6 separate regions of the Homo sapiens genome follow, and regions 1, 2, 3, 4 and 6 are each linked to region 5. Evidence: chromatin loops called from intact Hi-C (ENCODE). Cell type or tissue: HCT116. All regions are shown on one strand.

Region 1 (5,000 bases), 310 kb after region 5:
AGCTTAGGAGTTTGAGATCAGCCTGGGCAACATAGCAAGATTCAATCTCTACAAAAAATAAAGTAAAATATAATAGCCAGGTGTGGTGCCACATGTCTGTAATCTTAGTTACTTGGGAGACTGAGTTGGGAGGACTGCTTGAACCTGAGAGTTTAAGAGTACAGTGAGCTATGATTGTACCACTGCACTCCTGCGTGGGTGACAGAGTGAGACCCTGTCAAAGAAGAAGAGGAAGAGAAAGAGGTAGAAGAAGAGGAGGAAGTGGAAGAGGAGGAAAGACAGGGATCAGCGGTAGGCAAGCAGAAGTATGCAGACCCCACAAGAAGAAAAGAGGGCCAGGCGTGGTGGCTCAGGTCTGTAATCCCAGCACTTTGGGAGGCTGAGGCAGGCGGATCACCTGAGGTCGGGAGTTCAAGACCAGCCTGACCAACATGGAGAAACCCCGTCTCTACTAAAAATACAAAATTAGCCAGGCGTGGTGGTGCATGCCTGTAATCCCATCTACTCAGGAGCTTGAGGCAGGAGAATTGCTTGAACCTGGGAGACAGAGGTTGTGGTGAGCCAAGATCACAACATTGCCCTATAGCCTGGGCAACAAGAGCAAAACTCTGTCTCAAAAAAAGAAGAAGAAAACGAAGACAGGAGGCCGGACGCAGTGGCTCACACTTGTAACCCCAGCACTTTGGGAGGCCGAGGTGGGTGGATCACCTGAGGTCAGGAGTTTGAGACCAGCCTGGCCAACATGGTGAAATCCAGTCTCTACTAAAAATACAAAAATTAGCTGGGCGTGGTGGTGTGCACCTGTAATCCCAGCTACTCGGGAGGCTGAGGCAGGAGAATCGCTTGAACCTGGGAAGCGGAGGTTGCAGTGAGCTGAGATCGCGCCACCGTACTCCAGCCTGGGTGACAGAGTGAGACTCTGTATCAAAAATAAATAAATAAATAAATAAATAAATAAATAAATAAATAAGGCATAGTTGTTCCCAGGATTGGAAACCCAAGGTACAGATAAATTCTAGATGGAAAAGTCACATTGAACAGAGAGGATAATTTGGCAGTGGGGGTGGTGGGGGATATTTGTTCATAAGCTGCTTGGGTTTCAAGGACCAGCATGGAGAATCTGATAGACCAAAAGAGATAGGGGAGCCCCATCTCTGGGGGGCCCTACCCAGACCTTCCATGGCTGCCAAAGCTGCTAATTCAAAGAACAAAAGAAGGGTCTCTCTGCACCAAAAGTCAGCCAGCTGCACTGAAAAAGAAGCTCCCTGGGACCAGACCTATTTTTTTTAAATATCAACTAGGCTAGAATTGGCCAGCCTGCCTCCCTTAAGAAAAGAAAGAAAGAGGCCGGGCGCAGTGGCTCACGCCTATAATCCCAGCACTTCGGGAGGCCGAGGCAGGTGGATGATTTGAGGTCATGAGTTTGAGACAAGCCTGGCCAACATGCTAAAGCCTCATCTCTACTAAAAATACAAAAATTAGCCAGGCATGGCAGCTAATCACAGTGGGTCCCTGTAATCCTAGCTACTTGGGAGGCTGAGGTGAGAATCACTTGAACCTGGGAGGCGGAGGTTGCAGTGAGCTGAGATCATGCCACTGCACTCCAGCCTGGACAACAGAGCAAGACTCCTGCTCAAAAAAATAAGTAAATAAAAAGAAGAAGAAGAGAAAGAGAGCTCTGATTTCTAAGTAGGTTCTTTTTTAAAGGTTAGGTTGCAGTTTAATTGTGATGTCTAAACAAAACAACCTGCTTTTCTTTCTTTTTTTTTTTTTTTTTCCAAGACAGGGTCTCACTCTGTCACCCAGGCTGGAGTGCAGTGGTGTGATCATCACTCACTGCAGCCTTGAACTCCTGGGCTCAAGCAATCCTCCCATCTCACCCTCCCGAGTAGCTGGGACTACAGTTGGGCACCACTACACCTGGCTAATTTTTTTTTTTTTTTTAATTACGTGAGCATTTTTCGTAGAGACGAGGTCTCCCTATGTTGCACAGGCTGACCTTGAATTCCGGGGCTCAATCGATCCTCCCACCTCAGCCTCCCAAAGTGCTGGGATTACAGGCGTGAGCCACCGTGCCCAGCCTCTTTTTTTTTTTTTTAACTGTGTAAACTGAGGCCTCAAAATGCTTAATGGCATACCCGCTACAGAAACAGAAAACTATTACCAAGTACTTACTATGTGGCTGCACTGTTCTAAATGCTTTCTATGTAATAATGCAGTGAACTTAATCTTTGTAAGAGCCCCAGAGATGGGTGCTATTGTTTTCCCCATTTGACAGAGAGGGAAACTGAGGCACCGAAAGGGAAAGGAACCCTCCTCCCCAGAATCAGTCAGCAAGTGGCAGAGTTGGGATTTGAACCCTGGCCGGGGCACTCAACCACACCCCAGATTGAAGCCAGGTAAGCCCCACACTTGACCTCAGGACCTGCTTGTAACCCATCAGACCTCAGGGAGCCCTGCAAAGCCCCGAGTCCGCCCCTGCCGCCCCAGTTGGTCTTTACCAAGCCCTTTGTGCATGAAAAAGCAATAGCCATATATGTAATGATTAGTTATCACATGATGGGAATTCAATTATTGATTTGGGGCTGACTTCCATTTCTCGGAACAGGCAGAAAGGAAGCGGCAGGGAGGTGGGTACTCCGGAGAGCGAGCTGAGCGCTCTGCTGCCCGGCGCCTGCCAGGCTGGGGAGCCATGGCGCCACCTGGTGGCCAGTCTTAGCAGCGGCGGGCGACAGTGGGTGAACGCAGGGGAGACCCGCGCAGGCTGCTTTTTGAGCACAGTGTGTGTCAGGCGCTGTTCCAGCTCAGGGGTCCAAAAACCTCTTCGATAAAGGACCTCAGATGAAATGCTTCCGGCTCTGAGGGCTAGACAGTCTCTGTCCCAGAGACAGCTCTGCCGTTGTAACACAAAAGGAGCCACAGACAACATCAGCACAAATAGAAAAGGCTGTGTTCCAATAAAACTTTATGGACACCAAATTTTGAACGGCATACAACTTTCACCTATCAAGAATTATCCTTCTTTTTATTATACGACAACAAAAATTAATGAACGGGTCGGGCGTGGTAGCTCACGCCTGTAATCCCAGCATTTTGGGAGGCCAAGGTAGGTGGATAACCTGAGGTCAGGAGTTCGAGACCAACCTGGCCAACATGGTAAATGAAACCCCGTCTCTACTAAAAAATACAAAAATTAGCTGGGCGTGGTGGCGCGCACCTGTAGTCCCAGCTACTCCGGAGGCTGAGGCAGGAGAATCGCTTGAACCCGGGAGGCTGAGGTTGCAGTGAGCCGAGATCTCGCCCCTGCACACCAGCCTGGGTGACACCAGACCGGCCCACGTGGAGCTCACAGAGCAAATATGGCAGCAACAAGGGAGAAAGCCGATGCGTAACACATATGAGCTGGTCGTGAGTGCTAGTGGGGAAAATTAAGCGGGGCAGGGAACCAACATAAGTAGGGGTTGCATTTTATTTTTTTTCAATTCTATTTATTTATTTAGAGATAGGATCTCTCTCTGTTGCCCAGGCTGGAGTGCAGTGGTGCAATCATAGCTCATTGCAACCTTCAACTCCCAGGCTCAAGCAGTCCTCCCACCTCAGCCTCCTGAGTAGCTGGGACTACAGGTACGCATCACCATGCCCAGCTAATTTTTGTAAAGATGGAATCTTGCCATGCTGTCCAGGATGGTCTCAAACTCCTGGGCTCACAGGATCCTCCTGCCTTGGCCTCCTGAGTAGCTAGGACTACAGGTCCCAGTACAGTCAACGAGGGAGGAAGCCCCATATGTAACACATAGGATCTGGTTATGAGTGCTAGTGGGGAAAATTAAGCGGGGCAGGGAATAAGCACGAGTAGGGCTGCATTTTATTTTATTTTTATCTTATTTATTTATTTATTTATTTATGAGACAGGGTCTCACTCTGTTGCCCAGGCTGGAGTGCGGTGGCACGATCATGGCTCACTGCAGCCTTGACCTCCCAGGATCAAAGGATCCTCCCACCTCAGCCTCCCAAGTAGCTGGGACCACAGGCGCACACCACCATGCCTGGCTAATATTTTTTTGTTTTTTGTGGAGATGCCTCACTATGTTGCCCAGGCTGGTCTCAAACTCTTGGCCTCAAGTGATCCTCCCGCCTTGGCCTCCCAAAGTGCTAGGATTATAGGCATGAGACACTGCACCCAGCCGGGGCTGCATTTTAAATAGGGTGATGATGAAAAGTTTGATGAGGAGGAAACCTTTAATCAAAGGCTGGAAGGAGGCAAGGAAGAAGCCGTGTGGGTGCCGAGGAGAAGAGCATTCCTAGCAGAAGGAACAGCCAGTGCAAAGGCCCTGAGGCTGGACCACCCTGGTGCATTGGAGGAACAGTGATAAGGTTAGTATGGCTGCAGCACAGTGCACGAGGGAGAGAGAGGAGGGAGGTGAGGGCAGGGAGGTGACAGGGGCAGGGCCTTATGGGTCTTGGTGAGGACTTTGGCTTTTGCTATGAGTCAGGTGGGAGCCATGGAGGGTTCTGAGCAGAGGAGGGATATAATCTGACTTGTGTTAAAATATGATCTCTCTGGGGGGCTGAGCATGGTTGCTAACACCTATGATCTCAATGCTTTGGGAGGCCGAGGCAGGAGGATCACTTGAGGCCAGGAGTTTGAGACCAGCCTGGGCAACATAGCAAGACCCTGCCTCTACAAAAAAATTTAAAAATTTTCCAGGAGTGGTGACACGCACCTACGGTCCTGGCTGCTCAGGTGACCGAGGTGGGAGGATCACTTGAGCCCAGGAGGTCAAGGCTGCAATCAGCCATCATTGCACCACTGCACTCCAGCCTGGGTGACAGAGTGAGACCCTGTCTCTAAAAATAAAATAAAAGTCTCACTTTGTGTGTCTCATTCTCTCAGCTCAGGCCTCGGGGACCAGGACAATTCAGGCCACCCATCCGATCCCTAGCTGGGAAAGTCACCCAGTCCTAGCTGGTGACCTGCAGTTTGGCTGAGCCTGGGTCCC
Region 2 (5,000 bases), 300 kb after region 5:
GGACTCAAGTGATCCTCCTGCCTCAGCCTCCCGATTAGCTGGGATTACAGGTGCATGCCACCACACCCGGCTAATGTTTTTTTATTTAATTTTTTGAAGAAATCTGGGTCTTGCTATGTTGCCCAGGCTGGTCTCAAATTCCTGGCGTCAAGTGATCCTCCCACCTCGGCCTCCGAAAGTGCTGGGATTATAGGCATGAGCCACGATGCCCAGTTGAGTTCTTAGTGGCTCCCAGACATCCCCTTAGCTGATGGGCGTTACGTCACCATGAGATGCCTGGGTTAGACCCATGACCCCTCTTCCGGGAGGCGGCCACTGCCTGTAGCTGGCTGAGCCTGGGGTTTAAGAGCCCAGACCCAGACGGGTACGGTGGCTCACACCTGTAATCCCAGCAGTTTGGGAGGCCGAGGCGGGCGGATCACGAAGTCAAGAGATCAAGACCACCCTGGCCAGCATGGTGAAACCCCGTCTCTACTAAAAATACAAAAATTGGCTGGGCGTGGTGGCGCATGCCTGTAGTTCCAGCTATTCCAGCTACTCTGGAGGCTGAGGCAGGAGAAACATTTGAACCTGGGAGGCAGAGGTTGCAGTCAGCCAAAATCACTCCATTGCATTCCAGCCTGGGCGACAGAGAGAGACTCTGTCTCAAAAAAAAAAAAAAAAAAAAAAAAAAGAGCCCAGACCCCTTGCTCATATACCCTGGTGGGTAGATCACCCTGAGGTGAATCAATGAGCTCCTCACCATCCGGAACCTCCCCCAGGATCAGGTGGAGGCTGAACTTGGGCTGAACCGCATCCTTGATCAGCTTCTTCCTCTGCCCTGTGCTGCTTTTCTCATTCTCCTTAGACCACCGATTCTCAAACTGGAAACACTCCCAGAGGTCCTGACTTAATTGGTAAGGCACGAGGCCCAGCCACACGGATTTTTAAAAATCTCCCCAGGCAATTATAAAGTGCAGCCAACTTAGAGAAGCACTGCCTCAGAGGTCTCTCCTGAGAACACCCCCTTTGTAAGCTCCTTACCCAAGAATCGCCAGCGTGGGCTCCTCTTCCAGGAAATCTGACCTAACGCACTTGCTGTCCACTGAAAGCGCCTACTAGCAGCTAGGACCCAATGCCGGGGGTGCAGGAATTCCTCTTCCAGGCCCAGAGCCCAGCCCACAGCCAGGGTGGCCTTCTGGTCATGCAGATGGAGCAGCAAGAACGGGGGTGGGCAAAAGGGGGCGATGAGAGAAAGCATGTGTGAGAGAGAAAGGCGGGGGCAGGAGGGAGAGAGAGACAGGGGGACAGACAGAGACCCAAAGAGAGAGACAGAGAGAGACACAAAGACAGAGAGACCCAAAGCCATATGGAGAGATACAGAGAGAGAATGGCTGGGTGCAGTGGCTCATGTAATCCCTGCATTTTGGGAGGCCGAGGCGGGCAGATCACTTGAGGTCAGGAGTTCGAGACCAGCCTGGCCAACATGACGAAACCCCGTCTCTACTAAAAATTCAAAAATTATCCAGGCGTGGTGGCGCATGCCTATAATCCCAGCTACTCGGGAGGCTGAGGCAGGAGAATTGCTTGAACCCGGGAGGCAGAGGTTGCAGTGAGCAGAGATCATGCCACTGCACTCCAGCCTGGCTGACAAAGCAAGACCCTGTCTCAAAAAAAAAAAAAAAAAAAAAAAGAAAGAAAGAAAGAAAAAGAAAAGAAAAAAGAAAGATACAGAGAGAGACCCAAAGAGAGACAGACAGAGAGACCCAGAGACAGAGAGAGACAGAGAAAATAAGAGAAAGAGACAGAGAGATCCAGAGACAGAGAAAGAGCAACACACACACACACACACAGACACACACACACACACACACACACACTGGTGCAGGGAGGCTGTTGGAGGAAGAGAGAACAAAAGAGAGAGAGGGTGATGCAAAGACAGAGATAGAGATCCAAAGGGAGAGAGAGAAAGGGGCAGAAATAAAAAGACAGAGACCCAAAGAAAGAGAAAGAAAGAAAGAAAGAAAGAGACCCAAAGAGAAAGACAGAGAGACCGAGGGAAAACAGAATTCAGATAGAGAGAAACAGAGACAGATGAGAGAGGAATAGGAAGCCCCTTCTCTCTCTCTCTCTCTCTCTCTTTCTCTGTCTCTCTCTCAGATGGAGTCTCACTCTGTCACCCAGGCTGGAGTGCGTGACTTGATCTGTAGTTCCAGCTACTTGGAAGGATCAGTCTTGGCTCACTGCAACCTCTACCTCCCAGGTTCAAGTGATTCTCGTGCCTCAGCCTCCTGAGTAGCTGGGATTACAGGTGCCCACCACCACGCCTGGCTAATTTTTTGTATTTTAGTAGAGACAGGGTTTCACCAAATCGCCCAGGCCGGTCTCGAACTCCTGACCTCAAACGAGCCTCCCGCCTTGGCCTCCCAAAGTGCTGGGATTACAGGCATGAACCACCGCTCCCAGCCCTGGGCAGCCCCTTCTATTCAGTCCTTCGCCCTCGGTTGGCATGGCATCTCTGCTCCTCGCCCCACTTGGAATACCCAGAGACCACTGGCCGGGGAGAAGGAGAAGAGCATCCAGGAAGGCTCTTGGCCACCTTATCTGACACTGCCAAGGTAGCTCCTCCCCAGGGCTCCTTGAGCCGCTCACCAGCTTCAGTTTGTTAAATTTAGCTCAGATTCCTTTGCTCTGAGTAAATTGCGTCTTTGCAAAGGAGCAGAAGAGGACTAAACCTGTTTACAGTGTTTGAAACCCACTCACTAAAATATTTTGCAACGATCACAATAATGACTCTGATTTCCATGCCGGCCGCCTCTCAGGAGCTGGGGTTGGTGCAGGGACCAAGGGTGCCGCCTGGCGTGGCATGTGAACAACTGCACGCTGAGCTCAGGCAAACCTGGGTTCAATCCCAGCTCTCCAACTGACCTGCCGGGGGGCCTTTACACGTGGCTTTTAATGCATCCCATAAATGGTATATCAGTGATTCCCCATCTCACCGGCTTTCTGTAAAAAGATTAAGTGAAATGCTGGAGGCTGAGCCACTACAACTGGCAAAATTTAAGAGGACAATAGGTTGGTGGTTACAGGGCACAAGATCCAGAGTCAAGCTGCCTGGGTTCAAATGCCACTTGTACCCCATATGACCTAGGACAAGTTACCTAGTCCCTCCGTGCCTGAGTTTCCTCGTCTGCTAAATGGGGATAATGCTAATGGCTAACTCATAGGCTTCTTGCTCCATTCTTGATTGTTTTCCTACTTATCTTTTGGTTTCAGCTCATGAGTCCCTTAGAAAGCTATTGCTAGGCTGGCGACGGTGGCTCCCGCCTGTGATCCCAGCACTTTGGGAGGCCAAGGTGGGCAGATCACTTGAGGTCATGAGTTCGAGACCAGGCCTGGCCAACATGGTGAGACCCTCCCCCCCATCTCTACCAAAAACACAAAAATTAGCTGGGTATGGTGGCGCACACCTATAATCCCAGCTACTCGAGAGACTGAGGCAGGAGAATCGCTTGAACCCGGGAGGTGGAGGCTGCAGTGAGCTGAATTTGCACCACTGCTCTCCAGCCTGGGCAACAGAATGAGACTCTGTCTCAAGAAAGAAAAGGGAAGGGAAGGGGAGGGGAGGGGAGGGGAGGGGAGGAGAAAGAAAGCTGTTGCTAATCCATCAGTTATACCTCTCTTAAAGCATTTACCTCATTGGGACAGTCTATGGCAATGATTTTGAATTCATTGAGGGCACTGACTATAATGTATTCATCCATATATGCCTGATGGATAACACAGGAGCTGATCCACATCAACCCCTCTGACTTCATTTCCCATCACTCCCACCTCACTCACCTTGTCCCAACCAACACCAGCTGTCTTGCTGATACTCAAAACACACCAGGCACATTCCTGCCTCAGGGCCTTTGCACTTGCTGTTCTCTCTGCTTGGAACTTCCTTTCCCAAGAACTTTGCATGGCTGGCTCATCCTCTTCATTAAGCACTCAATTCAAATATCAGTTCACCAGATGAACCACCCCTAACCACCTTTTCTTAGGTTCTCCTGTTTCAGTCACGTTTTACCCCATCGCAGTGTTATTGTCAATCTCACTGCCTCAAATTATTGTATTATCTATTTACTAGTATATTATCTGTTTTCCCTTATAAAATTTAAACTCCATGAGTGTAAAGTCCTTGTCTGATTTGTTCTCTGCCTCCAAAGTGTTCAGTGATAAGTTGGTGAGGTGATGGGTATGTTAATTAGCTTGATTGAATCTTTCCATAATGTACACATAGGTTGAAATATCACATTGTAGCCCATGAATATATACAATTGTTGTTTGTCAATTAAAGTCATTTTTAAAGCTGCTTGATGAATCTCTGTTGAATGATTAATGAATGAACCTCATCCACTTCCATCCCTTCTATAACTATGTCTATGTAGCACTTACTGTGTGCCAAGCACTGTTCTAAGTAATTTGCATGTATTAATTAATTTGATGCTAACAATCTCTCTGAGAGGTAGGTGATGCAATTATCATCCCCATTTCATAGTTGAAAAAAACTGAGGCACAAGATGTTGGTCCAGTAACTGGTATACAAGCCAATGAAATCTGGATTTGGTATCAGAAGTGGGGTGCCGTTAAATGCACTAAGATTACAAAGCTGGTAAGACGTTGGGCCAGGATTTGAAGCCAGGCACTGTGGCTCCTGAGCCTACAGGCTTAGTCACTCTGTTCAATTTCTCACAGTTCCCCAAACACTATTTCTACCCACTTTTAGTCTCTTCTGCTCTGTTCCCCAATTTCTTATAGCCTCCTAGGCAACTCCACTTTGACTCTCCCCAAACTAGAAATCTCAGATTTCCCTTTGAACTCACCTGTTCTTTCACTTCCTAGATGAAGTGGTACTTAACTTGTTTATAATTCAGGGAGCCTGTAAATTTGGTTGGGAAAATTCGCATATTCATTACAGCCTCTAGCTGTAATTATGCATGGAGGCAACAAATTGCAGCAATATTAGCAGTGTTCAT
Region 3 (5,000 bases), 150 kb after region 5:
GGGATTACAGGCACCTGCCACCATGCCTGGCTAATTTTTGTATTATTAGCAGAGACAGGGTTTCACCCTGTTGGTCAGGCTATTCTTGAACTCCTGACCTCAGGTGATCCACCTGCCTTGGCCTCACGACGTGCTGGGATTATAGGCGTGAGCCACTGCGCAGGGCAAGAGCTCTTATCTTATAGGCTCTTTAGAAGATTAAATGGGTTAATATTTGTAAAGGGCTCATAGTAAATGCTAGTTGTTATTCTCATCACAATTTACCTGGATTATTAGGCTGATGAGTGCAATGCAGTTGAACTGAAGTTTTACAAGGGCAGAAAGCAGGCCTGTCTTGTTGACCGATGTGTCATCAGGGCCTAGCACATAGTAGAACCTCAGTGAGCAATTTTGGAATGAATGAAGTATTTCCTTTTTACCTGCCAATATCCCCAAATGTAACAAAAACCATGACTACCATTTGCTGAGAATCTACCCTGGAGCAGGCCCCCTAGTGGGCATATTACACGGATCATCTCCTCGCATCCTCAAAACAACGCTGAGACAGGTGGCATCGTTCCATTTCACAGATAAGGAAACCGCAGGTCAGAGTGGCCCCGCAGCCTGTGAAGGGAAAAGCCAGAATTTTCGCCACGTCCACTGGGATTCCCAAATCCAAATGTTCAGCTACTTTCTGCCACCAGTGTTTCCTTCAACCTGCGATCCGCTCTCATGGATGTCACAGCCAATCACGTAGACCCCGAGAGCCCTCATGTTTGTATTTCTTTGCTTCTACCATATGTTCCCCCTGCTTCTTACTGAAGAATAGAAGCAGTTCAATGCCTCAGTTTCCCTACTCATAAAAGGAGGAAAACAACAGTGGTGTTCTCAGAATGGCCTTGAGGACGGCACAGGTGAATCACGCCTCAAACAGAGAGAGCCTCTGCAAATGGAATAGCCTCTCTACCACTTGCCTATGAATCCCCCCACCACCTTGACCCTCGGGCACACATCTTTAGATTTGCTGACCACCTTCTGAGCTGGGTCTCGCTCCTCTGCCCATTAGCTTTCTTTGCCCAAGCTGATTTATCTGTCATTTCTCCCCCTCCAGCCTCTATCACTGTGCGTACACACACACACACACACACACACACACACACACACACACCCCTCTTTCTCTCTCTTCTTGCAGCCTCTTCAGCCACTAAAATTAGCTCCATCTCTAGTCCACATCCCCAGCACGCCTGTCCTGGTTTCTCTGGGCTCCCAGCCACTTGCGATATTGTGTCTCAGATGCCACACGCTGCCTGCCTGATGTCACAGCCGCTTCCTAAAACAAGAGGTATTTTGAGATCTTGGAGGGGGTGGGAGCGGGGGGAAGGGAGGGATTTCACACATCTTCCTCCCGGGGTGTTTTTAAAAAACGCTGACACGAGAGATGTGTGCCCCCCTCACTGTGCCCCTCACTCCTATTTTTAGTTTCAAAGCGTCCAAAAAAAAAAAAAAAAAAAAGCTTCAGAGCCAATGAGACCTCTAAGGGCCCCAGTGGGTCAAATCTTGATTTAAAAAAAATTCCACTTCTGGGTCTATATCCAAAAGAATTGAAAGCAGGGACTCAGCTATTTGTACACACAGGTTTACAGCAGCATTATTTACAATAGCCAAAAGGTGGAAGCCAAGTGCCCATCTGGATGAACAGATAAGCAAAGTGTGGTCCATCCACACAATGGAATACGATTCGGCCTGGAAAAGAAGGAAATTCTGACTCATGCTACAATATGGATGAGACTGGAGGACATTATGCTCCACGAAACAAACCAGTCACAAAAAGACAAATACTGTATGATTCTACTCACAGGGGGGACCCAAAGTAGCCAAATTCACAGAGATAGAAACTAGAACGGCGGGTGCCAGGGGCTGGGGGAGTGGGGAGTGTGGAGTAGGGTGGGGGGAGTGGGGAGGGGGGAAGGGGGAGTCGGGGAGAGGGGAAGGGGGAGCGGGGAGTGAGAGTTTCCTGGGGGCAGAGCTTCAGTTTTGCAAGATGCAAAAGTTCTGGAGATGGATGGCGGTCCTGGTTGCACAACAATATGAATGTACTTAACGCCGCTCAACTAAACACTTAAAAAATGGTACATTTTATGTTATGCATATGTTACCACAATGAAATATATATATATATTTTTTGAGACAGAGTTTCGCTCTTGTGGCCCAGGCTGGATTGCAATGGCATGATCTCAGCTCACTGCAACCTCCACCTCCCGGGTTCAAGCGATTCTCCTGCCTCAGCCTCTCGAGTAGCTAGGACTACAGGCGTGCAATGCCACGCCCAGCTAATTTTTGTATTTTTAGTAGAGACAGGGTTTCATCATGTTGGCCAGGCTGGTCTCAAACTCCTGAACTCAGGTATCTGCCCGCCTCGGCCTCCCCAAGTGCTGGGATTACAGGCGTGAGCCACCATTAGAACAATGAGACAAGCAGGTCAGGAGGAGATAGCACATGGACAGGGGGTGAGGATGTTACCACCTAGTCATGGCAGGGGCTTGATGCCCCTGGAAGATTTTACTGGCACAATTCATATTACAAATTATTTAGTGAATACTTACTATGTGCCAGGCTGTGTTCTAGGCTCTGGGGGAATAGCAGTGAACAAAACAGACAGAAGTCCCTGCCCTCATGGAGCTGGCATTCTAGTGGGGGCAGGGGATTGGCAATAACCAATAAACAAGTAAATATAGCTTGGCAGATGCTCTTCAGGGGTGTAGAGGGAAATTAAGCCTAGAGGCGGGGAGTGGGGTGGCACAGTGCAGGTGAGGCAGTTACATGTTAGAAGGACACTTGAGCAAAGACCCAAAGGAAGTGAGGGGGGAGCCAAGCAGATATCTGGGGGAAGAGTGTTCCAGGCAGAGGGAACAGCCTGTGCAAAGGCCCTGAGGCTGGGGAGTGCTTGGTGTGTAAGGGACAGCAGGGAACTTGTGTAGCTGAAGCCGAGTGAGTGGAGAGGAGAGTGGGAATAGAGGGGGATGGGGGATCACAGGGGCAGAGTTTGTGGGTCCCTGTGAGGAGAATTTGGGCTTTTTCTCCAAGTGAGGTTGTGAGCAAAGAGGAGCCAGGTCCTGACTCAGTGGCTCACAGGTGCCCTCTGGCTGCTGTGTGGGGAACAGTCCTGGGGGTGGGGCAAGGACTGAAGTTAAGAGACCAGATTGGGGTGGAGGGGCAACTGGTTTAGTCCAGGCCAGCAAAGATGGGGGCTGGACCGGGGTGGGGCTGTGAAGGTGGTGAGAGGTGGGTGGTGGATTCTGGGTAGATTCTGAAGGTAGAGCCAATAAGATGTGCTAACAGATTGGATGCAGGGGGTGGAGAAAAAGAGGCATAGAGGCATAGAGGAAGATCTGGAGGTCTGAGGCCAGAGCACTGCAGGGGGTTAAAGCCGCCTTTACCTAAACAGAAAATAGGGCAGGAGGAGCAGGTTTGGGTGACGGTGGTCTTTTGGAGGAGCTGTAATCCCTCTAACACCTCAGAGTCAGCTGCACACCCATGTTCATGACAGCACTCTTCACAATAGCCAAGATGCAGGTACAACCCAAATGTCCATCAGTAAAGGAATGGATGAAGAAAATATGGCGTGTATATGTACACAATGAAGTACTATTCAGTCTTTAAAAAGGAGCAAATTCCATCTTTTGCGACAACGTGCATGAACCTGGAGGACATTATACTAAGATGAAACAAGCCAGACACAGAAACGCAAATAGTACACAATCTCGCTTATATGTGAGCTCTAAAAAATTTGAGGCCGGGCGTGGTGGCCCATAATCCCATCACTTTGGAAGCCCGAGGCAGGCAGATCACGAGATCAAGAGATTGACACCATCCTGGCCAACATGGTGAAACCCTGTCCCTACTAAAAATACAAAAATTAGCTGGGCGTGGTGGTGCACACCTCTAGTCCCAGCTACTCAGGAGGCTGAGGCAGGAGAATCGCTTGAACCCGGGAGGCTGAGGTTGCAGTGGGCTGAGATCATGCCACTGCACTCCAGCCTAGCAAGAGAGTGAGACTCCGTCTCAAAAAAAAAAAAAAAAAAAAAAATTTTAGGCCAGGTGCAGTGGCTCAACGCTTGTAATCTCAGCACTTTGGGAGGCCGAGGTGGGTGGATCACTGGAGGTCAGGAGTTCCAGACCAGCCTAGCCAACATGGTGAAACCCCGTCTCTACTAAAAATACAAAAATTAGCCGGGCCTGGTGGCAAGCACCTGTAACCCCAGCTACTCGGGAGGCTGAGGCTGGAGAATCGCTTGAACCCAGGAGGCGGAGGTTGCAGTGAGCCAAGATGGCACCATTGCACTCCAGACTGGGTGACAGAGCGAGACTCCATCTCAAAAATAAATAAATAAATAAATAAATAAATAAATAAAAATTAAAAATTTCAAAAAATAAAAAATTTGAACCCATGGAAGCAGAGAGAATGGTGGTTACCAGGGGCTGGTGGTGGAGGGATTGGGGAGATATTAGGCAAAGGATACAAAGTTTCAGTCAGACAGGAGGAATACGTTTTAGAGATCTTTTGCACAGCATGGTGACCACAATTAATGATAACGTATTGTAGTGTATGTTTCAACGTACTATACAACATAATGTAATATACAACATAAGGTATTGTATATTTCAAAATTGCTAAAAGAGTAGATTTTAAGCGTTCTCACCACAAAAAATAAGTATGCGATGTAGTGGATATGTTAATTGGCTTGATTTAATCATTCAAAAATGTAAACATATATCAGAACATCCCATTGTACTCCATGAATATATATAATTAATTTTTCAGTTAGAAAAAAAGTCAGGCTGGGTGCAGTGGCTCATGTCTGTAATCCTAGCACTTTGGGAGGCTGAGGCAGGAAGACTTTTTGAGGCCAGGAGTTTGAGACCAGCTTGGGCAACATAGCAAGACCCCGCCTTTATAAAAAAACTTAAAAATTAGCCAGGCATCTGGCTCATGCCTGTAATCCCAGCGCTTTGGGAGGCTG
Region 4 (5,000 bases), 440 kb after region 5:
GAGGTGGAGGTTGCAGTGAGCCGAGATTGTGCCACTGCACTTCCAGCCTGGGCAACAGAGCAAAACTCTGTCTCAAAAATAAATAAATAAAAGGCTCCTCTTGAGGCAACGCCTAAAACCTAGATGTAATGACGGAGCTCTTGTGCCCTCCCGTGGGCATCATGCCTCAGATCGGGAGAGCAGCTCTAAGCGCTCTCTGGGGAGAAGCTTGTCAGACACAAGCATGCATCTGTCAATGGAATTCCAGGCACCGAGGCCAACATTAGCATGCAAGCGAAATGCTGAAGGATGTTATGCTAAATGCAAAAGCCAGGCACAGAAAGACCAATTCCACATGCTCTCACTCCTCTATGAGATCTAAAAAAGTTGAACTCAAAGATGCAGAGAGAAGAATGATGATTACCAGGGGCTGAATGGGGAGTGGTGGGAAGTGGAGAGATTTTTGTCTAAGAGTGTAAGTTGCAGTTAGACAGGAGGAATACTTTTTTTCTTTCTGCAAGTTATGGTGTACATGAGAAATGTTTTACATGTATATAATGCATAGTGATTAAATCAGGGTATTTAGGGTATCCATCACCTAAGTCTCTCACTGTCATGCAGGCTGGAGTGCAGTGGTGCGATCTGGGCTCACTGCAACCTCCGCCTCCCAGGTTCAAGCAATTCTAATGCCTCAGCCTCCCAAGTAGCTGGGACTACAAGCACGTGCCACCACACCTGGCTAATTTTTGTATTTTTACTCGTGACAGGTATTTTTAGTAGCGACAGGGTTTCACCATGTTGGCCGGGCTGGTTTCCAACTCCTGACCTCAAGTGATCCGCCCCTCCGGCCTCCCAAAGTGCTGGGGTTACAGGCGTGAGCCACCGTGTCTGGCTGAGAAGGAATACTTTTTTTATTTGTGCAAATTATGGTGTACTGAGACATTTTTTATGTGTATATAATGCATAGTGATTAAATCAGGGTATTTAGGGTATCCAGGGTATCTGTCACCTAAGTACAATACATTTTTTTAAGTATAGTCATTCTACTCTGCTATCAAACATGGAATATGGCCGGGCACCGTGGATCGTGCCTGTAACCATAGCAGGCAAGGATTACTTTGCCTTTCACCTTTGGGAAGCCAAAGCATAAAAATTACTTGAGTCCAGGAGTTCGAGACCAGCCTAGACAACACAGCCGACAACCTTTTTTATTTTTTTGAGACGGAGTCTCACTCTGTCGCCCAGGCTGGAGTGCGGTGGCACTATCTCAGCTCACTGCAGCCTCCGCCTCCCAAGTTCAAGCAATTCCCCAGCCTCAGCCTCCTGAGTAGTTGAGATTACAGGCATGTACCACCACACCCAGCTAATTTTTGTATTTTTGGTACAGATAGGGTTTCACCATGTTGGCCAGGCTGGTCTCGAACTCCTGACCTCAGGTGATCCACCCGCCTCGGCCTCCCAAAGTGCTAGGATTACAGACGTGAGCCACCACGCCCAGCCTTCTTTTTTCCCTCTTCTATCAAATGAAACTACCTTAAGTGCAAGGGCAAGTGATTCCATCCTGGTAGCCTTACCATCTGGTCTAATGCCTGACACAAAATAAATGACCATCCATGAACAAATCGATGAGCGATTCAATTAATTGTTTACCCAGCTCAGGCCTAAATGGGAAGAGGAGGAAAGCAAAGTAGAATAATATGAGGGCACAGCAAAGGATGCCCCTACAAAACCATGCGTAGAACACCTCCCCAGAAACCCCCATACTATAGGGGTTCTGGCTATGGCCTTCAACACAAGTTTACCAACAACAGGTTTCCTTTGGGGATAATGAAAATATTCTGAAACTAAATAGAGGTGGTTAGCCGCCTGTGATCTCAGCTACTTGGGAGGCCAAGGCGGGAGGATCACTGGAGCCCAAGAATTTGAGATCAGCCTAGGCACCATAGTGAGAACTTGTCTCATTTTGTGTGTGTGTGTGTGGTTTTTTGTTTTTAAATGTTGTGGCGGTTGCATAACATTGCAAATGTACTGCCACTGAACTGTTCTTTTTAAACTTTTTCTTTTTTTTTGAGATGGAGTTTTGCTCTTCTTGCCCAGTCCTGCCTCAGCCTCCCAAGTAGCTGGGATTACAGGCACCCGCCACTACGCCCAGCTAATTTTTTGTATTTTTAGTAGAGACAGGGTTTCACCATATTGGCCAGGCTGGTCTCGAACTCCTGACCTCAGGTGATCCGCCCACCTCAGCCTCCCACAGTGCTGAGATTACAGGCGTGAGCCACCGCGCCCAACCTAAAACTTAATTTTATGTTTTGTGAATTTCAGTTCAACTTTGTTTGTTTATTGAGACAGAGTCTCTCTCTGTCACCCAGGCTGGAGTGCAGTAGCATGATCTCGGCTCACAACAGCCTCAAACTCCTGGGCCCAAGCCATCCTCCCACCTCAGCCTCCCGAGCAGCCAGGATTACAGGCACGCACCTCCACTCCCAGCTAATATTTTGTATTTTTTTGTAGAGACGAGGTCTCACTGTGTTTTCCAGGCTGGTATCGAACTCCTAGTCTCAGGTGATCCTACCGCCTTGGCCTCCCAAAGTGTTGAAATTACAGAAAACAGCCACCCTGCCTGGCTCAATTTAAAAAAGAAAAAAACTGATATACAAATTTGAAAAGTTTTGCTAAAAAGGAAAAACAAAGGCTCCCTCTGGCTGCAGTGTGGAGAATAGACTGCCCCATGAGGCGAAGTGGATTGTGATGGTCATGAGGAAGCTGGAGGGTGTACCTCAGTTCTCGAACTTCAGTTATTATACTTTCCTTAGTTCTATGACTTATGAAATATTTCTCAGCCGGGCGTGGTGGCTCAAGCCTGTAATCCCAGCACTTTGGGAGGCCGAGGCAGGTGGATCATGAGGTCAGGAGTTCGAGACTATCCTGGCCAACATGGTGAAACCCCATCTCTACTAAAAATACAAAAATTAGCTGGGCATGGTGGCACACACCTATAGTCCCAGCTACTCGGGAGGCTGAGGCAGGGGAATCGCTTGAACCTGGGAGGGGGAGGTTGCAGTGAGCCGAGATCACGCCACTGCACCCCAGCCTGGCAACAGAGCTAGACTCTGTCTCAAAAAAAAAAAAAAAAGAAATATTTCTCTCCTTTTTTTGAGAAAAGATCTCACTCTGCCACCCAGGCTGGAGTGCAGTGGTGCAATCATAGTTCACTGCAGCCTCTACCTCCCAGGCTCAAGTGATCCTCCTGCCTCAGCCTCCCAAGTTGCTGGGACCACAGTTGTGTGCCCTCACGCCTGGCTAATTTTTTTTTTTTTTTCAGAGACAGGGTTTCGCTATGTTGCCCAGGCTGGTCTCATACGCCTGGGCTCGAGCGATCCTCCCCCCTTGGCCTCCCAAAGTGTTGAGATTACAGGCATGAGCCACCCTGCCCTGTCCTATTTATGAAATATTTCTTGAGGGACATAGAATATTTGGTCTCAGTGCCAGCAGGCCTGCTGAATTTCCCGAGTCTTGGGAAATGCCAAGAAATAAAGGTACTATCACCAGGCAAGCTGGAGTGGTGAGCGACTTGATAGTCTCAGAATGATATCGCCAGCTGTTGGAAATCTTGTAGAACTGGCTAACACCCACTGAACAGTTGCTACGTACCAAGCACTGCATTAATGCACTTAATCCTGACAATAGCCCTGTGGGCTGATGGGCCAGGGTTTTGTTTTTGTTCTTGTTGTTGTTTTGAGATGGAGTCTCGCTCTCTCACCCAGGCTGGAGTGCAACGGTGTGATCTCAGCTCACTGCAGCCTCCACCTCCCAGGTTCAAGCAATTCTCCTTCTTCAGTCTCTGGAGTAGCTGGGATTACAGGCATGCACTACCACCCCCGGCTAATTTTTGTATTTTTAGTAGAAATGGGGTTTCACCATGTTGACCAGGCTGGTCTCGAACTCCTGACCTCAGGTGATCCGCCCGCCTTGGCCTCCCAAAGTGCTGGGATGACAGGCGTGAGCCACCGTGCCCGGCCTAATGGGCTGTTTTATCACCGCCTCACTGTAGCAGTCCCTCTGGTGCCGCAAGTCCCCTCTCTGCATCTGCAGGAGACAGTTCCCTGTGAGACCTGACTTACTTGTCCCACCTCAAGCCTGGACCACACATCTTTTGGCTTTCTTCAGCCTTCTCCAACCCCTCAAGGCAGCCCAAAAGTTTGGGGCTAAAGACCCCAGGGTGAGCTGGACATGGTAGCCCATGACTGTAATCCCAGCATTTTAGGAGGCTGAGGTGGGAGGATCACTTGAGCCCAGGGGTTCAAGACCAGCCTGGGTAACATAGGGAGACCTTGTCTCTACTAAAAATAAAAATTTTTAAAAAGTCAGGCGTGGTAGCATGCACCTGTAGTCCCAGCTACTCAGGGGCCGAGGTGGAAGATCAAGGCTGGAGTGAGCTATGATCACACCACTGCATTTCACCCTGTACAACAGAGTGAGACCCTGTCTCTAAAAAAGAAAAAAGACTTCAGGCTGTAATTGATCACAGTGAACATCAGCACATCGTATCACATGTCCCCTAATAGGCTATACTCAAAAGGACGCATCATTTCTGTGGAATTCCTGCCAGAAATGCATAACCTCATAGGCAGAGTAGTCAAATTCACAGTGACAAAAAGGTGCTTTCCAGGGACTGCGAGGAAGCAGGGAATAGGAAATTATTGCTCAATGGGTACAGAGTTTCAGCTTGGAAAGATGCAAACATCCTGGAGAAGGATAGCGGTGCTGGTTACACAACAATGTGATGTACTTAGTATCACTGAACTGTTCACTTACAAATTGTTAAGATGGGCTGGAGGCGATGGTTCATGCCTGTAATCCCAGTGCTCTAGGAGGCCAAGACTTTTTGAGGACAGGAGTTTGAGACCGCCATGGGCAACCCCATCTCCCAATAGCGAGACCCCATCTCCAAAAAAAATTAAGATGGTACATTTTATATTGTGTATATTTTGCCACAGTTAGAAAGAGAAAGAATTGTTTGG
Region 5 (5,000 bases):
AGGCAGGGAAGCCAATGAGGCCACCTCATCTTGCAGGGATGGGCAGTGGCCAGAGGACTCCAGGGAGGAGTGGGGAGCCCCTGCCCCATGAGGCGGCCCCCCTTTGCCTGATGGAAGCCAGCTCTGGCTTGCCGGCTCTTAGATCCAAACTTTGGGATCCTCTTTGATGCCTCTTTGTCCCAAATCCCTCATTGGTGGCTCTATCAGCAAAACTCACTGGCTCTATTTCCAGAACCTTCCAAGAATCTGTCCACTTCTCACCTCTTCTTTGGTCACCAGCCTGATCCTGTCCCCGTCATCGCCCATGGGGACCAGTGTGATCACCTGCTCACAGGTCCTCTGGCTTCCCACAGATGCCAAAGGGCACCTGTGAACACCTGGATCAAGTCCCTCCTCTGCTCAGAACACTCTATGGCCCTCACCTCACTCAAAGTAAGAGCCGAAGAGCCCTCTCTGTGATCCCCGGCACAAGGTGCCCCCTCACCTCCCCACTCATCTCTCTGTCCTTCGTTTCCCCACTGTTCTCTCACTCCGCCCAGCCACACCAGCTTCCTTGCTGCTCTTCAAACACACCAGGCATTTCTAATCCTCTGGGAGACTCATCCTCTCAAGGGGGGCATTCTTGGAGGCTCAGGATCTCCTGGAATCCCAGCTCTTTTTTTTTTTTTTTTTTTTGACAGAGTCTCGCTGTGTCACCCAGGCTGGAATGCAGTGGCAAGATCTCGGCTCACTGCAGCCTCCACATCGGCTCATTGCAGCCTAGGGTTCAAGTGATTCTCCTGCCTCAGCCTCCCGAGTAGCTGGGATTACAGACATGTGCCACCATGCCCGGCTAATTTTTGTATTTTTAGTAGAGATGGGGTTTCACCATGTTGGCCAGGCTGGCCTCAACCTCCTGATCTCAAGTGATCTGCCTGCCTCAGCCTCCCAAAGTGCTGGGATTACAGGCATGATCCACTGTGCCCAGCCCTGCACTTGCTTAAAAAAAAAAATTACCGTGTGTTCTCACTTATAATCTGCACTCACCTTGATCACCATCTCAAAGGTAAAGACGCCTGTAAAAACGTAGTCAAAGTATCGCAGCACCTGTAAGGGATAAAAGCAAGAGAGCAGTGGATCACTGGCCTGTTCCAGCAGAGCCCCGGTAAAACTAACGATCGCCTACTGGGGAGCAGAGTTTCTACCCAGAAGAGGAAACACAGCTGCTATATACAGTTGCGCAGGGCGTGCACTGCACAAGGGCCCCTCCCATCTCTTTTCATACTGCAGATTTGTATGTTGTGAATGAAATTGTCCAGCAGATGGCAGCAAATCCTAACAAAAAAATCACTGTACTAGGCCAGTTCGCTAACCCACGGGAAGGGTACCTTTTAAAATTTGCCCCAAGCCCTGTAGTGGATTAGAAGCGGCCCCAGAGAAGTTCAGGGCTGACTGTATCCTTCTTGGTGATGGATCTAATCCCCCAGTACCCTTGCTTTCCTGGGCATCCTGGGCGAGAAATAGTTGCTACGTGGTTTTTTTAAACACTGGGGCCAACTTCCTGCCACGGCATCTCTTCCTGCTTCAAGGCCAGGCCCCTGCCAGGGTAGGTTGATTTTTCCTGTGCCCCTCCCCAGGCCTGATGTTTCTGCCTGGACGAGCAATGTCCTCTGGCCCAGCCCCTGTCCAGGACACACCATAGCACACCTCTGGTGTCACCCAGGCCTGAAGATGAGGGTGCGCCGGCACAGTGTCTGGCTGGTGCTAGACATGGGGTGGACACCGGCTGGGCACGGTGGCTCGAGCCTGTAATCCCAGCACTTTGGGAGGCTGAGGCAGGCAGATCACTTGAGGTCAGGAGTTCGAGACCAGCCTAACCAAATGGCAAAACCCCGTGTCTACTAAAAATATAAAAAATTAGCTGGGCATGGTGGCGTGTGCCTGTAATTCCAGCTACTTGGGAGGCCAAGGCGTGACAGTCACTTGAACGTGGGAGGCGGAGGTTGCAGTGAGCCGAGATCGTGCCACTGCACTCCAGCCTGGGAGACAGAGACTGTCTAAAAAAAAAAAAAAAAAAAAAATCAGATCCACCCAGAAGCTGCAAGGGCTGAGCATTACTGAACATGGCCACCAGAGGGCGCTGTGAACACCAAAGAAGTCAGGCACATCCTTCCCCTGCTTACAATCCTCCGTGGCTCCCACCTCATTCAGGGATAAAAGTCAAAGTCCTCCCCGAGGCCCTCAAGCCCCTGCACGATCTGACCATTCAGCTCCCTGCCCTCACTTCCTCTCATTCTCTCCCTTGCTCACTTCCTTTTGTTCCCCAAGATGCTTCCACCTCAGGGCCTTTGCACAGGCTGTTCTGTCTCTCTGGAATGCTTTCCCCCACATCCCATTTGATTCCGTCTTTCTCCTCCTTTATGACTTAGCTCAAATAACACTTTCCCAGTGAGGACTCCCCTGACCGGCTGTTTAAATTCCATCTCCTGGTGCTTGAGATCCTCTTTACGAAGTCTCTCCTTCCCTCTGCCCACCACACCCCCGGCCACTTATCACTCCCTGAACATTTGTTGTAGTTACTGATAATCTCATTGTCCATCTCCCCCACCCAAATGTCAGCCCCACAAGGACAGGGATGTCTGTCTGTCACCATGGCGTCTCCAGCTTATAATACAGGGTCAGGAATACAGTAGGTGCTCAAGAAATGTTTGTTGAATGAATGCATCAACAGTTGGGGCTGTACTGGGTCCTGGAGGAGCTGGGCTCTGTGATCTGTGTGGTTATAACTTATATTCCTGTTATATGTGGTGCTTGAAGAGGAATCAGAGACCAGAGTGCCTGGGGTCAGGGTGAGGTGACTTCCTGGAGGGAGGGGCTGGTGCAAGGGGATTGGCTTGAAAGACCTGGGTGGGCAGAGGGGATGGTGGTGGGAGAGTATTTCAGGTGCACGAGGCAGTGGGCACAGCCTGGTCAAAGGCCTGGTGGTTTGTGGGCTCTGGGAGTGCAGGGACCATCTCATACCCTGTCAATCCTCCCTGGCTCGCTCAGTACCTGGCACATAGTAGTTGCTTATCAAATACTTACTAAAGGAATGAATGGAAGGAAAGAAGGAAGAGAGGGAGCTGGGAAAGGGCAGGCCGTGGGGGTCAGGTGAATCTAATTCTGGAGCTCTTAATAAGCTGTGCAAGAGGAAATCAAAAGACCAATAAATTAGGTTCAAGTATTCCTAATACTTAGATCTTTTTCATCTATTTGAAAATGTTATTTCCTGTGGCTCAGTCTAATCCAAAAAAGTGCTTGATCTCATTCATTACAGGGAAATGCCAAGCACAACCCCAATAAGATCTCACTCCACACCCAGCAGATCGGCCAAATGAAACAGTCGACAGTACCAAGTGTTGACAAGGATGTGGAAGAACAGGAGTTCCCATGAGCTACTGGTGCAAGGGCCACTGCGTTCATTTATTTTTTAATTTTTTTTTGAGATGGTGTCTCACTCTGTCACCCAGGCTGGAGTGCAGTGGCACAATCTTGGCTCACTGGAACCTCTGCCTCCCGGGTTCAAGCAATTCTTCTGCCTCAGCCTCCAAGTGTCTGGGATTACAGGCGCATGCTACCACGCCCGGCTAATTTTTGTATTTTTAGTAGAGACCAGGTTTTACCATATTGGCCAGTCTGGTCTCGAACTCCTGACCTCACGTGATCTACCCACCTTGGCCTCCCAAAGTGCTGGGATTACAGGTGCGAGCCCGGCCCACTGTGCCCGGCCCACTGTGTTTATTTTTATTTATTTATATATATTTTGGAGACAGGGTCTCGCTCTGTCGCCAAGGCTAGAGTGCAGTGACGCCATCTTGGCTCACTGCAACCTCCACCTCCTGGGTTCAAGTGATTCTTGTGCTTCAGCCTCCCGAGTAGCTGGGATTACAGTTGTGTGTTACCACGCCCAGATAATTTTTGTATTTTTGGTAGAGACGGGGTTTCACCATGTTGGCCAGGCTGGTCTCAAACTCCTGACCTCAGGTGATCCACCCGCCTTGGCCTCCCAAAGGGTCACTGTGTTTATTGTCCAATAAACATTCAAGCTGCATTTACTGAGGCCAACCACTTGCAAATTATATGCTCTAGAAACTTCGCTTTTGGTTTATACCCTGGAGGAATTCTTATTTATTGAGACAGGGTCTCGCTCTGTCACCCAGGTTGGAGTGCAGTGGTATGAACATGGATCACTACAGCCTTGACCTTCCAGACCCAAGTGATCCTCCCACCTCAGCCTCCCAAGTGGCTGGGACCACAGGTGTGCACCACCACGCTCGGTTAATTAAAAAAAAAAAAATTTTTTTTTTTTTTGGTAGAGGTGGGGGTCTCACTATGTTGCCCAAGCTGGTCTTGAACTCCTGGCCTCAAGCATTGCTCCCACCTTGGCCTCTCGAAGTGCTGGGATTATAGGCGTGAGCCACTGCATCTGGCCTCCTGGAGAAATTACTGTCCAGGTGACTCAGGAAACATGTTGAGGGGCGTGGCATGGGGACAGTATTCACACTTAGAAACAACCCAAACATCTGTCAACAGGGGATGGATAACACATCCCATGCCACACAGTAAATCTCAAAACAGCATCATAAAGAATGCTCATTGACCGGGCGTGGTGGCTCACGCCTGTAATCCCAGCACTTTGGGAGGCCAAGGCGGGCGGATCACTTGAGGTCAGGAGTTTGAGACCAGTCTGGCTGATAGTGTGAAACCCCGTCTCTACTAAAAATACAAAAATTAGCCGGGTGTGGTGGCGCCTGCCTGTAGTCCCAGCTACTCTGGAGGCTGAGGCAGGAGAATCGCTTAAACCCGGGAGGCGGAGGTTGCAGTGAGCCAAGATTGCACCACTGCACTCCAGCCTGGGTGACAGAGCAAGACTCCATCTCAAAAAAAAAAAAAAAAAAAAGAATGCCCATCAATCCTGCAAAAGCAACATGTACTCATTTAATGCGAAGCATAGAAGTGTCTCATTTATTGAATGTTACAGA
Region 6 (5,000 bases), 56 kb after region 5:
AACATGGGAGACAGCAGCCGTTCACAGTAAACTGGATTATTGGTGGAATTATTACTTATTTAGCAAACAGAAACGTGCTGACCCCATGCCAGGCACTATCCCAGGTGTTCTATTTGCCATAACGAATATCATTCTGAGAAACAATCTCGTGAGCTAGGGTATTGTTTATATCATACCCATTTTGCAGATGAGAAAAACCAAGGCACAAAGCAGAAAAAACCAGGTCCATGGTTAAAACAAAAAAGTGGAGGCCAGAATAGGGAAACTCTGCATGGAAGTCCTAAAATTCCTCCAAGAGGAACGTCTACCCTCTGCAAGATCCTTAGAACCAGTCACCTGCTCTCCCCCGACTCCCCACCACAGCTTCTCCCTTCTCCCCTGGGACCCACCCCTGAGGTGGGTTTAGAGCAGTTACCATCAAAGGGATGCCTCTGCTCCCCGTCAGTTTCATCCTCGGCGAGGATCACCTCTTCTGAAGAGGAAGAGCACAGAGTTAAGCTCCTGCATTTGGAGGATGAGTTCTCCCTTGGACCAGGAAGAAGGGTCTGCCCGGCCACCCCCATTCTCTGCTGACTGATGGTGACAGCTCAACCGACCAAAAAACATGCTGCTGGGTGGTTTGTGACTTCAAGCCCCACCTCCGCAACAGTAGCAATAGCCAACATTCTCCCCACCTCGCGCAAAATAAAAACCAATGTCCACACCACAGCCTATAAGCCCCTGCTTGATCTGATCTCCATCACCTTCCTGTCTTCCTCTCCTCCAGCTGTCCCCACCTCTCACTCTGTTTCAGCTGCACTGGCTTCCTTGCTGTGTCTCAAATACGTTCCTAGCTCAGGGCCTTTGCACTTGCTGTCTCTGCCTGGAATGCCCCTTCCCTTGACATCCCCACAGCTTCCTTCTTCACGTCCTTCAGGTCTCTCTGCTCAGAGGGTACTTCCTTAGAGAAGCCTTCCCTGACCACCCTGCCTCTAACTTCCTACTCTTTTTTTTTTCTCTGACACAGAGTCTCACTCTGTTGCCCAGGCTGGAGTGCAGTGGTGCGACCTCAGCTCACTGTAACCTCTGCCTCCTGGGTTCAAGCAATTCTCCTGCCTCAGCCTCCCGAGTAGCTGGGATTACAGGCGTGCGCCACCATGCCTGGCTAATTTTTGTATTTTTAGTAGAGACAGGGTTTCACCATGTTGGCCAGGCTGGTCTCGAATGCCTGACCTCAGGAAATCTGCCCGCCTTAGCCTCCCAAAGTGCTGGGATTACAGGCGTGAGCCACCGCGCCCGGCCAACTTCCTACTCTGTTTTATCTTCCTAGTCTGTTTTATCTTCCTTCTCTGAATTTGGGAGTTCCCAACATGACATGTATTTGTTTGCTTTATCTCTCTCATTAGAATATCAGAGCTCTGAGGGCAGGGATTTGGTGTGTATTGTTTACTCCCATATCCTCAGTGCTTAGATCAGTGCCTGGCACACAGCAGGTGCTCCCTAAATGTTTGTTAAATGGCTGAACAAATAAATATGTGCCTACCGTGTATCAGGCACTTCTCTCCCCAAGTGACTCAGCTGAGATTATTTTACTAAATACTCCAATAGTACTATGACTTAGGCACTACCATCGCCTCCATGTAACAGCTGAGGAAACGGAGGTACAGGGATGTGTGGTGCATGGGTAAAAAGTGGCAGGGCCGGGATGTAAACCAGCGTCTGATTTCAGAATTCAAGTTACGTGATGTCAGATCCTGGCTTCATCTTAGACTTCTTCATATCAGACTCTGGATTCTTGTTGATAAAATTTGGGACTACCAATTCAGGTTCTCTTTCTCCTCCCATCATAACCCTCCCAGCTTAGCCTTCTCCAAACTGCATGACTCTCTTTGTACTCCGTGGCCTGGGATCTCCATCCCTGGGCCCCAGGATGAAAGGGCCTCACCTGCTTTTGAGATCCACTCCATGTACCCATTGAGCTCACGTTCAATCTGTTGTTGCCGCCTCAGCTTCAGAAAAGCCCGCCGGTTCTCCACCCGTTCCCTTTCTTTGGCAAACTCCCTGGAGAAGCATAGAAAAGCCAGAGTATGGCTGTTTTGAAAATGTTAGGAAACGTTTGTGTGTGTGTTTGTGTGTGTGTGTGTGTGTGTGTGTGTGTGTTTGTGTGTGTGTGTGTGTTTGGGGATTCAGAAGTCCCTGGAGGTCAGGAGTTTTCAACAGGAGGAGTCAGGACTTCTGGGAAAAGACTGGGATATTATAGTGATGGGTGCTTCTGCCAGCTTCACACATTTCCCGACAACTGTGCCTAGGTAAAGAAAAAGGCCAGGCACAGTGGCTCATGTCTGTAATCCCAGCACTTTGTGAGGCTGAGATGGGAGTATCATTTAAGGCCAGGAATTTGAGACCAGCCTGGACAACACAGTGGGCCCCATCTCTATGAAAAATAAAAAATGTAGCTGGGCATGGTGGCATACACTTGTTGCCTTAGCTACTCAGGAGGCTGAGGCAGGAGGATCGCTTGTGCCTAGGAGTTCTAGGTTACAGTGAGCTATGATCGCCCCCTACACTCCAGTCTGGGTAATAAAGCTAGACACCGTCTCAAAAAAAAACAATAAAAAAGAAAAAAACCGAAAGGATAAAACCATGCCATGCCAACCACCACTGGCTGCATACCTCATTCTCATTCTCTTCATACTTTTGGCTAATAATTATTTCAGCCCTCTTTTAAGTTAGACCAATAAGCCATGAATGAAAGATTTCTGCAGCAGGTTGGCTTCTCTGCCATAGGTCCCACCTCTTCCTGTTTCCCTTCTTCCTTTTCCTGTTTGGAACATGAAGTGGCCATCCGGAGGGCGTGAGGCAGCCATCTTAAGACCATGAGGTATCCACGAGATTGGAAGCCTCTGGTAAAGATGTCAGAATGGAAAGCTGGAAGAATCTGGGGTTGCTGATGGTGCCATAGAGCCACCATACAAGTGCCCAGACTTCTTATGGTAAGAAAAATGAAGCCCATTTATGATTAAGCCAAAAAAATCTTGGGGATAGAGGACAATATGGGTCAGGAAAATACACCGTTAGAGCATATGCTATGATTTTATATTTGGAAAATGGGGGAGAAGTAAACCCAAACTATTGGTTTTTAAAAAAAATGTAAAGAAAGTAAAGCCCATATGAACCCTCTCACTGGGTACCCCTAGCAGTACACAACCTCTGCACCTGTGCATGGCTTGCTAATAACAGTCTGGTAACCCAAACAAGGGAAGAAGCCTTTTCTCTGTCTAGTGAATGAAAACAAAGCTTCAATGGCCTCTACTTGGAAAGAAGTTAGCAAAGAGGAGTGAGTGGGATGGGGTGGGGAGTAGCAGAAACTTACCCTGACAGCACACCCAGCACAAGGTTCAGCATAAAAAAGGAGCCGATGATGATGAGGGGGATGAAGTACAACCAGTTCCAAGTGTTCCCTGAGGCATCGTTGCTCTGTAGGGTGTGAGGAGGGAAAGCAGGTGAGAGTTGACTGGGACTCAGATAGAACCTGACAGGTGAGGGAAGGGGAAGCTCGGTTCTCTTGTGGCTCTGTCTTAAATGTTCTTGGCTTGTGGAGTTCTGGGGCTCTGGCATCCCAGAGGGGGAAATGGAGGAACGTTTTCTGAAGAAAACATCCAAAGGGTAAAGCTCTCTCTTAATTATGTTCTCCTCACATAACATAATTGACCTGGGAATGGAGTAAGAAACACAAGAGGACTTCCCAGACCACAGTCCAGAAGGAGAAGGAAAAAGTAAACCAAACAAAACACAAAACCTATTGAAATGGATTAATTAATCCCTGGTTCCTTCTCTTCTCCCAACACAGTCATAGACTCCCCTTAGAGGAGATGCATGACCACAGAGTCTGATGGCCTGGTGAAATCACCAAGCCAGACAGATGGTCCATGAGCCCTTTCCTCAAGTGTCTCCCTGCTCCATTCCCTGCAGCCTTAATGCCAATCACAAAAAATTCTCAGAAGTTTCAGCTCAATTTTCAAGAGGAAAAAAGTCCACAAATAGAATACTCTCTGAAACAGAAAATAGAACACTATAGCAAGAAGGAAGTAAGATGAGGGGAAGAAAATCAAGGAGAGGAGGTTGGGGGGTGGAGAGAGAAAGAGAGACAGAGAGAGAGAGGGAGAGAGAGAGAGAGAGAGAGAGAGAGAGAGAGAGAGAGAGAGAGAAAAGAATGATAAAAGCCAGCACTTACAGAGTATTTATGGTGTGCTGGCACCTTCCTAAGCACATTATGTATGTTAGCTCACTTAGTCATTTAATCCTCATGATGCCTCTATGTTATAATGCCCATGTTACTATTGAGGAAACTGAGGCTTAGAAAGACAAAATCATCAGCCCAAGATCACAGAGTTATTCACTAGTGGACATGGGATTTGCACTAACCACCTGGCCCCAGAGTCCATGGGCTTAACCTCTGTGCTGGGAAGCCTTGCCTCCAGCTGTCAGGGCAGGGGTAGCCTTTGAATAGTTGATCACCCTGTGACACCTGCAGAATGCAGGGCTCTCAAGTGTGGCTTTAAAAGCCCACCTTTAAAAGCATGTATGACACTGCTGCTGCCTGGAAGAAAGGCTAAAATGAGAAAGAAGTTAAGATGAGGTCATTACTACCAGGTGTCTGTGAAGCTGTGGAGCAACTGGAACCCTCATAATCTGCCAATGGGAGGGCACCATGCTGTATTCATCTCCTGTGGCTGCTGTAACAAGGAACCACAACCTAGGTGGCTTAAACAACAAAGATTTATTGTCTTACAGTTATAGAGGCCAAAAATCCAAGCTCAAGGTGTCAGAAGGGCTGGTTCCTTCTGAGAGCTGTGAGACAGAATCTGTTTTATGCCTCTCTCCTAGCTTCTGGCGGTTTGCTGGCAATCTTTGCTGATTCTTGGCTTGTAGAGGCATCATCCTGAGCTCTGCCTTTGTTTAAACATGGCATTCTTCCTGTGAGTGTGCCTGTCTCTGTGCCAAAATCTCCCCTTTTTATA

Evidence for each region. A loop is a pair of places that touch in the nucleus more often than their neighbours do. Peaks named below come from ENCODE experiments on the same cell type or tissue, not always from the same donor. Only the 100,000 strongest peaks of a DNase experiment are listed, where the experiment ranks them.
Region 1: it touches region 5 in a loop (19-fold over the local background); 100 of 110 quality-filtered maps call a loop at or near these places.
Region 2: a loop joins it to region 5, with 10 times the contacts of the local background. A loop is called at or near these places in 92 of 110 quality-filtered maps.
Region 3: a loop joins it to region 5, with 11 times the contacts of the local background. A loop is called at or near these places in 63 of 110 quality-filtered maps.
Region 4: a loop joins it to region 5, with 4 times the contacts of the local background. A loop is called at or near these places in 49 of 110 quality-filtered maps.
Region 6: a loop joins it to region 5, with 14 times the contacts of the local background. A loop is called at or near these places in 3 of 110 quality-filtered maps.

What each region holds. Positions count from the first base shown.
Region 1 is chr19:13,586,713-13,591,712 of GRCh38, forward strand. No RefSeq gene overlaps it. Among named protein-coding and RNA genes, the nearest start is that of CACNA1A, 83 kb to the left of the region's middle. RefSeq lists silencers at 2,613-2,722, 2,632-2,861. In HCT116, a CTCF peak has its summit at 2,708 (motif pointing left); a DNase peak (open chromatin) is centred at 2,719; H3K4me3 peaks cover 792 bases.
Region 2 is chr19:13,572,330-13,577,329 of GRCh38, forward strand. No RefSeq gene overlaps it. Among named protein-coding and RNA genes, the nearest start is that of CACNA1A, 68 kb to the left of the region's middle. In HCT116, a CTCF peak has its summit at 2,846; a DNase peak (open chromatin) is centred at 2,842.
Region 3 is chr19:13,428,061-13,433,060 of GRCh38, forward strand. The region is part of intron 3 of CACNA1A (calcium voltage-gated channel subunit alpha1 A); the gene reads right to left. Among named protein-coding and RNA genes, the nearest start is that of CACNA1A, 76 kb to the right of the region's middle. In HCT116, CTCF peaks have their summits at 511 (motif pointing left) and 3,112; DNase peaks (open chromatin) are centred at 491 and 3,121.
Region 4 is chr19:13,718,760-13,723,759 of GRCh38, forward strand. All of the region lies in intron 1 of LOC105372284 (a long non-coding RNA gene), which reads right to left. Among named protein-coding and RNA genes, the nearest start is that of YJU2B, 27 kb to the right of the region's middle. In HCT116, a CTCF peak has its summit at 2,689; a DNase peak (open chromatin) is centred at 2,672.
Region 5 is chr19:13,276,043-13,281,042 of GRCh38, forward strand. It overlaps CACNA1A (calcium voltage-gated channel subunit alpha1 A), which reads right to left. Exons shown (of 47, transcript NM_001127222.2): 23 at 1,027-1,086. Among named protein-coding and RNA genes, the nearest start is that of IER2, 130 kb to the left of the region's middle. RefSeq lists enhancers at 1-161, 1,600-1,769 and a silencer at 1,220-1,279. In HCT116, CTCF peaks have their summits at 1,300 (motif pointing right) and 2,103 (motif pointing right); DNase peaks (open chromatin) are centred at 1,299, 2,109 and 4,502; H3K4me3 peaks cover 1,023 bases; H3K27ac peaks cover 595 bases.
Region 6 is chr19:13,332,454-13,337,453 of GRCh38, forward strand. CACNA1A (calcium voltage-gated channel subunit alpha1 A) reads right to left here. Exons shown (of 47, transcript NM_001127222.2): 7 at 3,353-3,456; 8 at 1,925-2,040; 9 at 416-472. Among named protein-coding and RNA genes, the nearest start is that of CACNA1A, 170 kb to the right of the region's middle. RefSeq lists an enhancer at 2,452-3,651. In HCT116, a CTCF peak has its summit at 2,550; a DNase peak (open chromatin) is centred at 2,808; H3K4me3 peaks cover 1,843 bases; H3K27ac peaks cover 1,870 bases.